2 separate regions of the Homo sapiens genome follow, and region 1 is linked to region 2. A link is a loop called in an ENCODE intact Hi-C map of the cell type or tissue named here. Cell type or tissue: endothelial cell of umbilical vein. All regions are shown on one strand.

Region 1 (2,500 bases), 300 kb after region 2:
GGCAGCAAGGCTGGAGAATGAGCTCCTTCCCTGCCACTCACAGCAGCTGGGCCTACCAGTCCCTTCCATGCGTGGGGCTCTCAGGAGGCCCCAGCCACACCGCTTCCCTTCCTCCCAGAGCCCCAGATTCACGTTTTCGAGGCTGGGCTAGGATTTCCAGAAGAGGGAAGGAGCTTCAATTCCCGTATGACTACGAATAAAGCATCCACAGGAGGGCTGGCCAGCAGGGCTGGCGTCTGGCAAACAGCGGTCCCCTCTGGCCCTGTCTTTGCAGGCTCATGGCATAGGCAGTAGGGGGAGCCCACCCATCTGACCAGCCAGCCCCCAAGGGGATCTGCAGCTCTGCTCCACTGTCCCCATGTGAGCAGGGAAATACAGGCAGCCCCCACCACTTCTCAAGGCTGCACTGAGCCTTCTCAAAGCCCATGGCTGAGTTACTGAGCATTCAGAGCCGCTCCTCTCCTCTCCTCTCCCTAACTCCTGCGTCTCAGACTCTGCCCAGAGAGCAGCTGCTTCACCTATTGGTGAGTCAGGTGCGGGCAAGCAGGTGAGTCAGACACAGCAGGTCTACAAGCCAGTCAAAGACCTTTCTGTGACAATTTGCCAGCATATGGCCTAACCCCTATCCAAGACAATATCCAGCCACATTTTCAAAATAAAGGAAACGAGGAGGTACTGTCTCCTCCCATACACCCGATAGAACCTGTCCTCCCCTCACCCCAGGAAGAGGGGCAAAGCGTCTTTCCGTAACCTCTCAAATACCCCATGACCAACCTTAGCAAATGGAGGCAGTTGGAAACCCTGGCCAGGAAGGCTTAGAAAAACTCCAAGGCTCCACAGAAGACTGCATTCACCTGGAAAGCGGCCCGGCTCAGCCACATAGGAACCCCGCTGCAGAGAGGCTGGCCGCTTCAAGTGGCTGCCCTGGGATCCAAGAGCCCCAGAACACAGCCCAGGCAACACGACAGCAGACAAACCATGAACCCCGCAGAACTGTGGAGGGTCTCAGAAGCAGTGGAGCAGCCTGAAGATGGGGCTTAGAATTCCAATGTTCACACACACTCCAATCCCTGGAGTCTGGAGCCGATGATGCCAGGCGGATGTGGGAGAGGAGAATAATGAAGGGGCTGAGCCCAAAACACACACACGCGCACACAGAAAAATTGCACTACCCAGAGAAGGAAAGAGGAAAGCCATTTCAGCCAGGAAACAAAACAGACTGCTGGGCAAAAAGAACGATCCGAGACCAAGGGAAGTTTCCTGGACACTGACATGTTACAGTGGCAAAACAAACGTCAACAGCAGAATCGGAAGACAAGGAAAGCTCCTATAAAGTGTATCTAAACAATAAAGATAAAAAATGAGAGAGAAAAAAAGGGAAATTAAAAATCAATTCCATACAGTAGTCAAATCAGTGTGGTCTCAGCACAGGCAGACATAGACCCATGGAACAGAATACAGACCCCAGAAATCAACCCCCATGCATACAAATGATCTTCAACAAGGGTGTCAAGACCACAAAACGGGAAAAAGACTGTCTCTCCAATAAATGCTGCAGGGAAAACTGCAGATATCCACAAGCAAAAGAACTCAGTTTAACCCTTGCTTTCTACAATATACAAAAATTAACTTTTGTAAAATTTACCAAAAATGGATCAAAGACCTTAAATGTAAGACCTAAAACTATAAAGCTTTTTATAGTTTTAACTAAAATAGTGTAATAGTTTTATAAACAGAGAGAAAGCTTCATGATGTTGGATTTGGCAGTGATTTCTTAGATATGTCACTAAAAGCACAGGCAACAAAAGCAAAGATACACAAAGGGGACTACATCAAACTTGAAAACTTGAAGGCACTGCGGGGCCAGGATGGTGGGAGCAGGGGAAGCCAAAAGAAAAGTAGGTAAACTCTAAGTCTGTCCTTCTTCCTGGCCCAGGATACACAGTCCTCCTGTGCCCAACTTCTCACCAGACACCTGCACGTTAGCTCACTGCAACCTTGGCCTTATCAGTACTGCACAAAGCCCTCTTCAGCATGCAGCATAAACACTATTCTATAAAATCCCCAACAAAGCTTTGTCTCTTTGCAGTCAGCTCCTCTCTTCCTGCTGTGCCTGTTACTCCCTTGCAATGTATTTTTCTCCTTTCTCTCTGCCTTTCTTGGTAAATTCTTCTTACCCCTGCACTGCCAGCCCCAGACAGTTGCCGCTCACTTGTGACAATAACCAAAAGAACTGAAAACAGCATCTCAAAGAGATACAGTCATGTATCACTTAACAATGGTGATAAGTTCTGAAAATGTGTTGTTAGGTGATTTTGTTGTTATGCAAACATCACAGAGTGTACTTACACAAACCAAGATAGCATGGCCTACCACAAACCTAGGCCACAAGCAGGTTCGTGTACTGAACACTGGAGGCAATTGTAACACAATGGTAATCCAAACATATCTAAACATAGAAAAGGTACAGAACTAGAGTATTGTAATCTTATGAGACCAC
Region 2 (2,500 bases):
TGGGTGGATCACAAGGTCAGGAGTTCAAGACCAGCCTGGCCAACATGGTGAAACCACGTCTCTACTAAAAATACAAAAATAAAATTAGCTGGGTATGGTGGTGAGCACCTGTAATCCTAGCTACTCGGGAAACTGAGTCAGCAGAATCACTTGAACCCGGGATGCAGATGTTGCAGTGAGCTGAGATTGCGCCATTGCACTCCAGCCTAGACAACAGGGCGAGACTCCGTCATAAAAAAAAAAAAAAAAAAAAAATTAGCTGGGCGTGGTGGCACACGCCTGTAGTCCCAGCTACTTGGGAGGCTGAGGCAGGAGAATCGCTTGAACCCAGTAGGCGGAGGTAGTGGTGAGCCGAGATTGCGCCACCACACTCCAGCCTGGGCGACAGAGCGAGACTCAGAAAAAAAGAATTGAATTTCTGACCCATGCTGCAACATGGTGAACCTTGGAAACATTATGCTAAGGTGAAAAAAGCTAGACACAAAGGACTCTGTAGTCTATGATTCCATTTATGTGAAATGGCCCGTCCACAGAGACAGATTGGTGGTTGCCAGGAGCTGGGGTTGGGAGAAGGAAGAGTAACTGACTGACTGGTGCGCAGGGCTTTTGAAAAAGTTTAACACTTAGATTATGGTGCTGCTCACACAACTCCATAAATATACTGTAAACCATGGACTTGTGCACTTAAACAGGCAGCTTTCTGGTATAAAAATTACATCTCAGTAAAGCAGTTTGAAAAATGAAGACTCGAACTCTAGAAGGCAACAGTCTGAAAACAATAGGTTTCCTCCAGAAAGTTCCGCTGAGGTAAAGCTCATTCTAGTCTGAGAGCAGATGACCTTCTCTTGTCTTTTCAAACCTTAGACTTCAGTGTTGTCCTTGCCTCACCTTAGACCCTGAGAGGAGCATCAGACCTGCTCGTTCGCTGGTGAACCCAAGTCCAGCAGGTGCTGCCCTGGTGCGGGGGTCCCTCAGCCACCTGTTGAGTGACGGGAGGTTGCCTCTAAAAAGGAGAGGAATTGAAATCCTCACACTGGGGATATTGGTCCTCCTCCACACCCCCACCCCGGCATTTCCTAGTGCAGCCAGCGATCCTCCTGTTTTCTCAGTGGGTGTGCCTGGCCTGGACTCCACCCAAGCCAAACAGCCGAGGTGAAATGGTTGGGCAGAGCAAACAGGCTTTTGCCAGGAGCCTTGCTTTACTTCCCCTTGGACAAATCACACTGGGCTTAAAGCCTCCACTGGAATTCCTCCTGCTGCTGTGAGGCCCAGAGTGGCCACATCCCCTGCCTGATGGGGTCTTGAGTCACTAGCTCTCTCTGGGTTTTACCTTGACCTAGTGAATGTTTTTCTAAGAATATTTTATTATTGAGGTATCATTTTCATATAATAGTGAAGGGGTGGGTTGCCCCTCCACACCTGTGGGTGTTTCTCATTAGGTGGAACAAGAGACTTGGAAAAGAAAGAGACACAGAGACAAAGTAGAGAGAAAGAAAAAAGGGGGCCCAGGGGACCAGCGTTCAGCATACGGAAGATCCCACCAGCCTCTGAGTTCCCTTAGTATTTATTGATCATTCTTGGGTGTTTCTCGGAGAGGGGGATGTGGCAGGGTCATAGGATAATAGTGGAGAGAAGGTCAGCAGGTAAACACGTGAACAATGGTCTCTGCATCATGAACAAGGTAAAGAATTAAGTGCTGTGCTTTAGATATACATACACATAAACATCTCAATGCCTTAAAAAGCAGTATTGCTGCCCTCATGTCCCACCTCCAGCCCTAAGGCGGTTTTCCCCTATCTCAGTAGATGGACTATACAATCGGGTTTTACACCAAGACATTCCATTGCCCAGGGACGAGCAGGAGACAGATGCCTTCCTCTTGTCTCAACTGCAAAGAGGCGTTCTTTCCTCTTTTACTAATCCTCCTCAGCACAGACCCTTTATGGGTGTCGGGCTGGGGGATGGTCAGGTCTTTCCCTTCCCATGAGGCCATATCTCAGGCTATCACATGGGGAGAAACCTTGGACAATACCTGGCTTTCCTAGGCAGAGGTCCCTGCGGCCTTCCCCAGTGTTTTGTGTCCCTGGATACTTGAGATTAGGGAGTGGTGATGACTCTTAAGGAGCATGCTGCCTTCAAGCATCTGTTTAACAAAGCACATCTTGCACAGCCCTTAATCCATTTAACCCTGAGTTGACACAGCACATGTTTCAAGGAGCACAGAGTTGGGGGTAAGGTTACAGATTAACAGAATCTCAAGGCAGAAGAATTTTTCTTAGTACAGAACAAAATGGAGTCTCCTATGTCTACTTCTTTCTACACAGACACAGTAACAATCTGATCTCTCTTTTCCTCACATAATAGGACACACAGATCTTAGGTGTACAGTTCAAATCATTTTGGCAAATGCATGCACCCATGTGGCTCACACCCCCATCAAAATAGAGAACATTGCTATTACCCCAGAAAACTCTGAGAGTACCCTGCCCCTGGACTCTAG

What was found. Hi-C counts contacts between places; a loop is a spot of excess contacts. Peaks named below come from ENCODE experiments on the same cell type or tissue, not always from the same donor. Only the 100,000 strongest peaks of a DNase experiment are listed, where the experiment ranks them.
Region 1: it touches region 2 in a loop (30-fold over the local background); 2 of 110 quality-filtered maps call a loop at or near these places.

Annotation. Positions count from the first base shown.
Region 1 is chr20:25,532,150-25,534,649 of GRCh38, forward strand. All of the region lies in intron 1 of NINL (ninein like), which reads right to left. Among named protein-coding and RNA genes, the nearest start is that of NINL, 52 kb to the right of the region's middle. RefSeq lists an enhancer at 414-1,414. In endothelial cell of umbilical vein, no CTCF peak of the experiment used is centred here; DNase peaks (open chromatin) are centred at 1,172 and 1,952.
Region 2 is chr20:25,232,445-25,234,944 of GRCh38, forward strand. LOC105372579 (a long non-coding RNA gene) reads right to left here. Exons shown (of 3, transcript XR_001754564.3): 2 at 889-1,003. Among named protein-coding and RNA genes, the nearest start is that of PYGB, 14 kb to the right of the region's middle. In endothelial cell of umbilical vein, no CTCF peak of the experiment used is centred here; a DNase peak (open chromatin) is centred at 1,157.